Linked DNA regions of Homo sapiens: region 1 is linked to region 2. A link is an interaction called in ENCODE POLR2A ChIA-PET data of the cell type or tissue named here. Cell type or tissue: PC-9. All regions are shown on one strand. Each heading gives the region's core, and the rest is flanking DNA. Links, peaks and the distances in the headings are about the cores only.

Evidence for each region. Peaks named below come from ENCODE experiments on the same cell type or tissue, not always from the same donor. Only the 100,000 strongest peaks of a DNase experiment are listed, where the experiment ranks them.
Region 1: POLR2A ChIA-PET joins it to region 2 with 6 read pairs; 1 of 35 experiments calls an interaction of 5 or more read pairs at or near these places.

What each region holds. Positions count from the first base shown.
Region 1 is chr17:18,230,851-18,236,213 of GRCh38, forward strand. It overlaps LLGL1 (LLGL scribble cell polarity complex component 1), which reads left to right. Exons shown (of 23, transcript NM_004140.4): 3 at 1,645-1,726; 4 at 1,822-1,952; 5 at 2,928-3,086; 6 at 3,163-3,325; 7 at 3,423-3,558; 8 at 3,799-3,853; 9 at 3,989-4,143; 10 at 4,239-4,462; 11 at 4,620-4,687. Among named protein-coding and RNA genes, the nearest start is that of LLGL1, 7.9 kb to the left of the region's middle. RefSeq lists enhancers at 1-504, 505-1,338. In PC-9, for the core only: no CTCF peak of the experiment used is centred there; a DNase peak (open chromatin) is centred at 5,151; H3K27ac peaks cover 1,047 bases.
Region 2 is chr17:18,057,518-18,062,880 of GRCh38, forward strand. It overlaps GID4 (GID complex subunit 4 homolog), which reads left to right. Exons shown (of 6, transcript NM_024052.5): 4 at 1,351-1,452; 5 at 4,328-4,458. Among named protein-coding and RNA genes, the nearest start is that of GID4, 21 kb to the left of the region's middle. In PC-9, for the core only: no CTCF peak of the experiment used is centred there; a DNase peak (open chromatin) is centred at 2,184; H3K27ac peaks cover 457 bases.

The DNA of each region.
Region 1 (5,363 bases), core at 160-5,159, 170 kb after region 2:
CAGGGATGGGACTCTGAGCCTGTGGTTTGTGAGCTCTTTGCCTACTCTGGGGAGTGTGGATGGGCTGAGATGTCCCCTTCTCTCCCATGGCCCCAGCGGCCTCTGTTGGTGAGTGTGGCAGTGCTCTGGGCCCCACATGCTCCGCTGCCTGGCCTGCTGCTCCCACTCCTGTGGGTGCTGCGCTGCGTGCGCACATGTGTCCCTGCAGCCTTCAGGTGTCCCTCCTGTGTTGGGGTCTCCAGTGCACTTGTCCTCAGGCTCAAAAAGAACCTGAAGTGCAGATGAGGAGACTGAGCCTCAGAAAGGAGGCTGGAGCCCGGGGTCCTCTTCCCTTTTTCCCCTGACTGCCACTGCCTGGAGCCCCTTGGGTTGGGAAACTGAGGCTGGAGAGGGCCAGCCCTGGTCACTAGAAGCTGCCCCTCCCCCTGCCAGGCCAGCCCCATCTCCTTGACGACCCTGGTTCCCGCCCAGCTGCTCCTGTCCCCTCTTTTGTCCCTTCTTCGGAGTTTCTCGCCAGGCTCCTGTAGGGAATCTGAGCTCAAGCTCCAGGCAACGGCTCCTGTGTTGTCACCGGGGCAACGTTGCTGACTCCTCCCTGCACCCTCTGTCATGGGGCCCCCTCAGGCCCTGCTGTCCACCATCAGCCCTGGAGTTGCCGGGACTCAGGCACTGACACTGGGCACTTCAAGCAGGTCATCCACCCCCTCCAAGTCTGTGTGCTCATCTGTGAAATGGGCAGGCTGGAGTCTCTCCTCCCTCATGATGGCAGTTGTTGGCTGCCTGCTTTGGAGGGAGGTGGGTTTTTTTTGTTTTGTTTTGTTTTTTTGAGATGGAGTCTTGCTCTTTGTTGCCCAGGCTGGAGTGCAGTCGCACAGTTTTGGCTCACTGCAACCTTTGCCTCCCGGGTTCAAGCAGTTCTCTGCCTCAGCCTCCCAAATAGCTGGGATTACAGGTGCCTGCCAGCATGCCCGGCTAATTTTTGCGTTTTTAGTAGAGACGAGGTTTCACCATCTTGGCCAGGCTGGTCCTCAACTCCTGACCTTGTGATCTACCTGCCTCGGCCTCCCAAAGTGCTGGGATTACAGGAGCGAGCCACCGTGCCCAGAGGAGGTGGGTTTTCTTACCCATGGCTGAAGTTTGGCCTGAAGCTGTGGGAAAAGGCAGCCTGGACTCTTCTGCCCCCTGGCTTTCTTGTCCAGGCCTGGCCTTGCACCTCTGGCCTGCCTGATCCCATCCGGCAAGGCGCAGCTCCCAGAACCCATAGACACACGGAGCTGAAGTGGAGCGGAGCCCCATCCTCTCACCAGGCTGAGGCCAAGCCTGCTGGGTGTGTTTATTCTCACTTGATCTGCAACAGTCCTGTAAAGTGGGAGTCACTGGCCCAATTTACGGGAAGTGAAGGTCCTATAGCAGCACCTGACTTGCAGGAGTGAGTGGAGCCTGCACACTGATCTTGGGGATACTGTAGGGGTGCAGAGTGGGAGCTTTAGGGAGGGGGCCTCCGTTCTTCAGGGAGGACTCCTGGATGGTCAGGCCCATGCCGGGGCCCACTGGAATAGTCCGGGTCAAGGAGGAGCCTTGGGTGTCTTCCTCACTGTGGTTTGCTGGTCTATGCCTATTTCCACCTTGACCTGCCACCCTCAGCTATGGTGCACCTGGCGTGGAGTTCACAGGCCTGCACCGGGATGCAGCCACTGTCACACAGATGCACTTCTTGACCGGCCAGGTGAGCCTCTGCTTCCCACTAGCCAGCTCCCTGTGGCCCCCATATCTACTCATCCCCCTAGGCCAGCCTAGTTTTCATCTCTGCTCACACACCAGGGCCGCCTCCTGTCCCTGCTTGATGACAGCAGTCTGCATCTCTGGGAGATTGTCCACCATAATGGCTGTGCCCACCTGGAAGAAGCACTCAGTTTCCAGCTGCCCAGCCGGCCCGGCTTTGATGGTGCCAGGTACTGGAGAACTTGGCTGGGGCCAGCCACCGGGCAGGGAGGATCTGGGGGAGGCTGTGGGAACCTGCTGTGCAAAGGCAGCATGGAGATGGGCAGCGGTTCAGGGCGGGATGCCTTGAGCTGGGCCTGGGTCCCAGGCTGCAGCTGTTGGACCCTGCTTTACTGAGGTATACTCTGAACTTTTCAGGTTAAATGGGAGGTTTGGGTTGAGTCCGACGTGAGCAGGTAATTAACATTGTGAGCAGCAGGAGGTACATGCATTATATGCCAAACTTCTAGGACCTGAGGCCTGGCACTACACTTACTGCAATGATGGGGGTGTCTAGGGGTTTGGGGCAGGGCCTAAGCCAGTTAGTAACAGGAAGGGTCCCCTGGCCTCTTCAGTTGTGGGTGGGAGACAGGCCTTTCTGTGCATAGGCAGGGTTGAGGGCAAGGAGGGTCCCATGGGCTGTGCTTGGTAAGGCGCTGGCAGCATGCCCCAGCTGAGTGAGAGTGTGGGGCATCTCTCTCCCCAGCCCTGCCTGAAATAGCTGGAAAAGGGGAGTACCAACCCAGGGATGGATTCCTGATGCCTCCCAGCTTCTGCAGATGGGGGTATCTGGGGCCCTCCTGCGAAGTCAGGAGATGTCTGAGCGCTGGCAGCGGGATTCCTAGGAGGGGCTCAGCGGGGAGCTCCTGGTCCTGGCTTGGGCAGTGCCCTGGTTCCTGCTGTCCTCTCCTGGTGGGTGGGAGGAGCTGGGAGCCCAGTCTGCAAGACCTAGGGACCCTATTTTTATCCATCTCCCTGCTGACATCCTGATGAATAATTGAGCGGGCTGATGATGATGCATGTCTTCCTGGGGTGGCTCTGTAAGTAGGCCCTGGTGAGTGCTGTGGGGCCAGTGATGAGTTATCAGCAGTGGCCCAGCCCCTCACACCCCACCTGAGCAGGTGGATGGGCTTGTACCCTCACTCCCTTCCCCTTGTTCCCTGCAGTGCTCCGCTCAGCCTTACCCGAGTCACAGTGGTCCTGCTGGTGGCTGCCAGCGACATAGCAGCCCTGGGCACTGAGGGCAGCAGTGTCTTCTTCCTGGATGTTACCACCCTGACCCTGCTCGAGGGGCAGACGCTTGCCCCAGGCGAGGTTCTGCGCAGGTAAGAGGCCGGTGGGCTTCCCAGCACCCACTGTGTGCCCGGGAAGTTCTGCTGGCTCACCTGCCTTCCTCCACAGCGTGCCAGACGACTACCGCTGTGGGAAGGCACTGGGCCCCGTGGAGTCACTCCAGGGACACCTGCGGGACCCCACAAAGATTCTCATTGGCTACAGCCGGGGCCTGCTGGTCATCTGGAACCAGGCCTCGCAGTGTGTGGACCACATCTTCCTGGGGAACCAGGTATGTAGGTGAGGCCTGTGTCCCCTCAGCCTGGGCCCCTTGTGCATGCCCACCATGGCTCATGCCTGCCTGCCTGCCTGCCCCTGCCTGCCCGCAGCAGCTGGAGAGCCTATGCTGGGGGCGTGATAGCAGCACTGTGGTCAGCTCACACAGCGATGGCAGCTATGCTGTCTGGTCTGTGGATGCCGGCAGCTTCCCAACGCTGCAGCCCACGGTAGCCACCACACCTTACGGTGAGTGCTGGGGACACCTTAGCCAGAGGGTGGTGATGGGAGGGGGCACCACTGAGCCAAGCCAAACTGGCTGAGGAGGGACTTCCCCGAGGGGGTGGTCTGGGGGCAGTGTGTCTCCCGCCGACTTCCCGGGGAGGCAGGAGGCAGCTGTAAGGTAGAGAGCAGTGGAGGGCAGAGCAGGAATGGCAGAATTGCTAAGAACCACCAGTGAGTCTGGTCTGACGCTGTCCCACCCCTCAGGCCCCTTTCCCTGCAAGGCCATTAACAAGATTCTGTGGCGGAACTGTGAATCTGGGTAGGTCGAGGGAGTGGGTGTCCGATGTGAGTTGGGTCTGGCTAGGGGGCTGGAAGGGTGGGCTCTCCCTAGGTTGTGCAGTATGTGCTCTGGACCCAAGTGGTTCATGGCTCGCACACCTCCCTCTGCACATAGGGGCCACTTTATCATCTTCAGCGGTGGCATGCCCCGTGCCAGCTATGGTGACCGCCACTGTGTAAGTGTGCTTCGAGCCGAGACATTGGTGACGCTGGACTTCACTTCCCGCATCATCGACTTCTTCACAGTGCACAGCACACGGCCCGAGGATGGTGCGTGCCCTGCCGTACCCTACCCTTTCCCAGCCCCACCTGGTGCCCTCTGCCACCTATGGCTGTGCTCACCCCATACTCCCTCCGTCCCACAGAATTTGATGACCCCCAGGCCCTGGCTGTGCTGCTGGAAGAGGAGCTGGTGGTGCTGGACCTGCAGACTCCTGGCTGGCCAGCTGTGCCTGCCCCATACCTGGCCCCGCTGCACTCCTCTGCAATCACTTGCTCGGCCCACGTGGCCAGTGTCCCCGCCAAGCTGTGGGCCCGCATTGTGAGCGCTGGCGAGCAGCAGAGCCCCCAGCCTGTCTCCAGTGCCTTGGTGTGTGCGGCGATCAGGGGGGTCTTACAGGGTGGAGTCTTGAGGAGGGGGAGAGTTTCAGTTCTAAGCCCGGAGGTCAGAATGTGCCATACTCGGGGTGAGAGGGAGAAGATGTTCGTCCTAACCTTGTGCATACATCTCTGCCACCCCCTCCCAGAGCTGGCCCATCACTGGGGGCCGAAACCTGGCCCAGGAGCCGTCACAGCGAGGGCTGCTGCTGACGGGGTAGGTGTGCGTGCTTATGTGGGTGAGTGGGCCCCTTGCTGTTGGGGGAGAGCCCATCCTGGGCCTGGTGGGTGCAGAGGTGCCAGGAGACTCAGGCCTGGCCCCTGGTGGGACCAGGTAGTTCCTCCTTGCCCAAGGTGGTTTGGAATGAAACCTCCCTGGACCTTGGTTCAAGGTGCTGCCCTGATCTGCCTTTTGGCCTGGAACTGAGCTCTACCAAACCCCAGGGCTCCACCCGCCCAGCCTGCCTGCCCTGGGACTGGAAAATCTGGGCTGGCCCACGCTGAGCTGCCCAGGGAAGGTGCCAGAGAGCCCAGCGTGGGCCTGGCGGGCGCTGACGTGCCCAGTGACTCAGGTCTCAACTTCCTGCCCTGCCCCCACTCCCGCCTGTGCTGGGACCCTCAGGCCTCTGACTCTGGTGTGCCCTTCCCTGCTGAAGAGCTTGCCGTGGCTTTCAGGGCTGCTGGAATGAGTCTCAACCACCCCCACAGTCACACACCTCTCACGCCCTGGCTCTGGGCTTTCACCACCGCCTGGGGCCCTGCTTGGACTCTGCAGCTGTGTCCCAAGGCTGCGCCCTAGATTTGTCTACTCCTTCCCCTGCCCCCTCCCTGCTTTCTCCCGGCCTCTGTAGTCTTCCTGCTCCTCCACCTACGTGGCTGCCTTGGGCCCCATG
Region 2 (5,363 bases), core at 45-5,044:
TATCAAATTAACACATGCTTGTTTAAAAATATTTGAAAAAATAGAAAAGCTGGAGGAAAAGGAGTCATCTATGGCAACACCTAAAACTAAAATAGCTGTTAACCTCTTCCTGAATCTCTTTTGGGTATACAGTGTATACTTGTTTTTTGTCTTTTTTTTAAAAAATGGGATCATAAAATACAGTTTTGTAACCTATTCCTAATCTCCTGTTGTAAATGTAGTCAGCCCTCCATATATGTGGGTTCTGTATCTGTGGATTCAACCAGCCACAGTTTGAAAATATTTGAAAAAAAAAATTGCATCTGTACTGATGATGTATAGATTTTTTTTTTTTGAGACAGAGTCTCGCTCTGTTGCCCATGCTGGAGTGCAGTGGCACGATCTCGGCTCATTGCAAGCTCCGCCTCCCGGGTTCACGCCATTCTCCTCCTCAGCCTCCCAAGTAGCTGGGACTACAGGCGACCACCACCACACCCAACTAATTTTTTCATATTTTTAGTAGAGACAGGGTTTCATCGTGTTAGCCAGGATGGTCTTGATCTCCTGACCTTGTGATCTGCCTGCCTTGGCCTCCCCAAGTGCTGGGATTACAGGCGTGAGCCCCCACACCCAGTGGATGTATAGATTTTTTGTTCTTGATATTTTTCCCTGAACGATACAGTATAACCACTATTCACTTAGTATTTACATTGAATTAGGTATTATAAGCAATCTAGAGATGCTATAAAGTATAGGGGAGGATGTGTGTAGGTTATCTGCAAATACTGCACTGTTTTATATCTGGGACTTAAGCATCTGCAGATTTTGGTATTCATGGGGGTCCTGGAACCAATCTCTCGCAGATATCGAAGGACAAGGCTATCATGTGTTTCTAGTGTCTGCTTAGCTAGCTGGCCCAAGCCCCTAGATCATGCAGAGACACAAGCTTCACAAAGCCCTCTTCTCTGAGACTGGGCAGGCTGTTTCTAAGCTGTTTTGCATGGCTCTTTTTGCTACTTCGGATTTACTTGCAGAGGTCTTCTCATTAATTTTTCTTAGCTTTCGTCTGTTTATTTTGTCTGTCTGTTCACCATTCCCATCCTTTGGCCTTTTCCTCAGCCATGTTAACAAGGCAGGTGTAGGGCAGTGGGGCCCCAGCTGGAGTCCAGGTATCTGCCCCAGGGTTGAGTCTGCATTCAATGGGGTGACCATAGGGCCCCATCTGTTACTTGGTCTTAGCTGCCCTTTTGGGAGCCACGTCCCTAGCTGTCATGCCTTGGGAAGGTGAGTTTACCTGGGCACATAAGCATAGTTCTGAGAGCAGCCTCTCCTTCTCTCAGTCAATCGGCACACTCTCTTTTCTGCTTTCAGGGCAAGTTTCTGGCTTTTTATCAGTATGCAAAATCATTTAACTCAGATGACTTTGATTATGAAGAGCTGAAGAATGGAGACTACGTCTTCATGAGGTGGAAGGTAAGTTCCCACCAGGTGGCCCTCCAGACTCCCAGCAAGCCAGGCCCTGTATCGCACCTACATATTCACTCTAACCAAGGGCTCCCCATGTCCAGTGCTCGTCACAGCTGGTTGTCATGGCAAAGTCTTCATGGCAGGGTCTTTGCACGCCTATAAAAAGTGGGCCCAGCTCCAGGGCACGCACTGGTTAACTGCCGATGTCCCAGACAGCTCCTCCTCGCTGTGCTTTTGGTGGGTAGCAAGTGGATTTGGGCCTAGGTGGCTGCCTCTAACATTGTCTTCTCCCTTTCCTTTCTCCCACCCAAGAATCTTGTTGAACCCCCAAGTTGAATCACTCCAAGTGTTCTGTGGATTCAAGGCAGAGCCAAACTTGCTTTGAACTTAGTCATCAGTTGTACCCAGATCCCTCTACAGGCTTAAACACCATCCGTGGGCCAGGTGCCCTCCACCACATCCTTTTCCCAGAGCTCAGGAAAGTCTCACCTCCTCTACTTCCCTCCAGCTCAGGAAATGAGGGACCGGGAATGGAACACGGGTTTTTGACTCAGCAGACCTCAGAGAGCCCCACCTGACTGACTTGATGGATTGGCTTTTAGCTGCGAGGTCATTTGTGCTCCCTGCTTTGATAACGTGATATTTACAGCCCCAGAATAGCAAAATCAGGAAGCCAGTTTGTTAAATAACTTTGAGAACATACCAACCCCTAGTCCCCAGTCTGCAGGGAAAAAGTCGTTTTATCTTGAAATCTTGTCAGCTTTCATAAAGATGAATCATATTGAGTTGCCTTTCCTGGTCTTTATTTTGCATAGCTAACCACTTTAGGAAGTGGGGATCGGCCGGGCGTGGTGGATCACACCTGTAATCCCAGCACTTTGGGAGGCTGAAGCAGGCAGATCATGAGGTCAAGAGATTGAGACCATCCTGGCCAACATGGTGAAAACCCATCTCTACTAAAAAATACAAAAAATTAGCCGGGCATGTTGGCATGCCCCTGTAGTCGCAGCTACTCAGGAGGCTAAGGCAGGGGAATCACTTGAACCTGGGAGATGGAAGTTGCAGTGAGCTGAGATCACGCCACTGCACTCCAGCCTGGCGACAGAGCAAGACTCCATCTCAAAAAAAAAAAAAAAAAAAAAAGAAATGGGGATCACTGGGCGCGGTGGCTCATGCCTGTAATCCCAGCACTTTGGGAGGCCAAGAGAGCCAGATCACGAGGTCAGGAGTTCGAGACCAGCCTGGCCAATGTGGTGAAACCCCGTCTTTACTAAAAATACAAAAATTAGCCAGGTGTAGTGGTGCACGCCTGTAATCCCAGCTACTCGGGAGGCTGAGGCAGGAGAATCACTTGAACCCAGGAGGTGGAGGTTGCAGTGAGCCAAGATTGCGCTACTGCACTCCAGGCTGGGTGACAGAGCAAGACTCTGTCTCACCAAAAAAAAAAAAAAAAAAAAAAAGAAGTGGGGATCACCACTCTTCCAGTAGGTTGCCAGATGCAGAGAGTAAACAGGGAACAGTATGCTCACGAGCTTGCCATCTAGCGGGAAACATGTCAACTAAACAACCTGTTAAAGGAAGTTTATTGTTTGAATTTTGTTTGTTTTGAGACGGAATCTCACTCTGTTGCCCAGGCTGGAGTGCAGTGGCACAGTCTTGGCTCACTGCAACCTCCGTCTCCCAGGTTCAAGCAAGTCTCCTGCCTCCGCCTCCTGAGTAACTGGGACTACAAGCGCGTACCACCACGCCTGGCTAATTTTTGGGTTTTTTTGTTTGTTTGTTTGTTTTTTGAGACAGTCTCACTCTGTTGCCCAGGCTGGAGTGCAATGGCGCGATCTCGGTTCTCTGCAACCTCCCCGTCCCGTGTTCAAGCAATTCTCCTGCCTCAGCCTCCCAAGTAGCTGGGATTACAGGTGCCCGCCAACATGCCCTGCTAATTTTTTGTATTTTTAGTAGAGACGGGTTTTCGCCATATTGGCCAGGCTGGTCTCAAACTCCTGACCTCAGGTGATCCACCCACCTCAGCCTCCCAAAGTGTTGGGATTGCAGGCATAAGCCACCACACCCGATCTGAATTTTAAAATTAATTTTAAAAGCCACAATTTTAGAAGTTGAATAAGGAATGGGAGGGTGTCTTAAATTTGTTTAAAAAGCAATGGGCTTGTTTTGCCTCCAAAGAATGTCTCAGAGTGGCTCATCTGTGGTCCTTTAGTAGACCACCTGAGGCCCTGGAGCTTCTGACCTCATCTCTCTGGGAAAGTAGGTGCCAGGACCTGGGTTTCCAGCTTTCAGCTCCAGCAGAGGTGGCAAGCTTGCCTCTCTCCTAAGGTCCCTGGTAAAGAACAGTACCGTTCTGACTGCTTTTGACAAGGCGTCAAGCTCTTGGAGGGGGTGTCACAGGGGCTACTGGCAACTGCTTTGCACTCAGAATGGTCCACAGACCTACAGAAGCGACTCACTGTTCTAGATGTTATCAAGCATCTGTTGACAGTTCTGAGAACTGGAGCAGAAACTTCGCTCTTCCCAGGTTGATTGTCTGTGGTCTCTGAAAGATAGAGAGGCAGGCAGACAGGCAGGTGAGTAGGTATTGATTTATATATTAGATGTTTCGGCCATGGTACCTTCTCTGAATTGCTGATCCTAGTGAGCTCAAGACACAGTTTGTCACTTTAGTATATAGAATACTCCAGGAGCACATGGACGCTTTTTAGAAGTCAGGCTGAGACCCCACGGGCCCGCCATCACCCAGCAAGTCTAGGTTAGACTATGAGATCCTATATTTTTCTCGAGTGGTCCTTAGAACCCCCTGATGCTTAACAGGGAGGCCCCGTGGGTGGTCAGAGAATGCTATCTGTTACTGACCCTCTTCATCTGTGTGCAGGAACAGTTTCTGGTCCCAGATCACACGATCAAAGACATCAGTGGTGCTTCTTTTGCCGGGTTCTACTACATCTGCTTTCAGAAGTCAGCAGCCTCCATAGAGGGCTACTACTACCATAGGAGTTCAGAATGGTGAGGACCTCTGAGGACAGAGGCCACGGGGAGGGCTTGCTGCCCAGCTGGCTCTCCCTTGGCTCATCAAACCCAAAAGCAACATCTTAGCCTGTCTCTGTATAGATTCTGTGCTTTATTTGGATGCTGAGAGCTTATTTCAGTGATCTCAGTTGCTCACAATAAGGCCTTATCCCTATGCACAGAGCAGAGTAAATGAGATGAAAATGAATTATAGGTGAAAGAACTCATTTCTAAGCACTTTTAAGCAATACTGTATTTTTGGCAATGTTTATCTCAATCTTGCTGGTTTTTATTTAATCCTTGCAAATTGAATTAGTAACTAAAATGTGAATTGATCCAGTACTGGACAATGTGAATTTTGCTGTCAGCAGCTTTTTAAATTTTGTGGCTGCATTCCTTAGAGTTGGTCCGACATGCACTTGATTTAAGGCTCATGACCTGGGGGCCTGTGAGTGGACAGTCCTGTCCAGTGTGTCACCAATAGTAAAGGACTGAACTCTGCCTGAATGCTAACTTTTGCCACCTTTTGAGGGATTCTCCTGCCTCCTTGCTGCTTTTTAAGCACCTTGCTGTCCCCGGAGGGCAAACCATGTGATAAAATGCCTGATTTCCTCTCTGAAGGTAAAAATTCTTTCTTTCCAGTATTTAACACTTTGTTATATGTGAAGTGATCCTACCCTAGATTCCTTGTTCAGTGGTAACGAAATTATATCTGCAAGTAAATGCCAGCCCTGTAGCCACGATTTTTAGGCTTTCAGTAATGGTTTTCACGCAAGTTTGTAAAACTTTTATAATCCTTTTTAAAAATAACAGCTGGCCGGGCACAGTGGCTCACGCATGTAATCCCAGCACTTTGGGAGGCCGAGGCGGGTGGATCACGAGGTCAGGAGATCGAGACCATC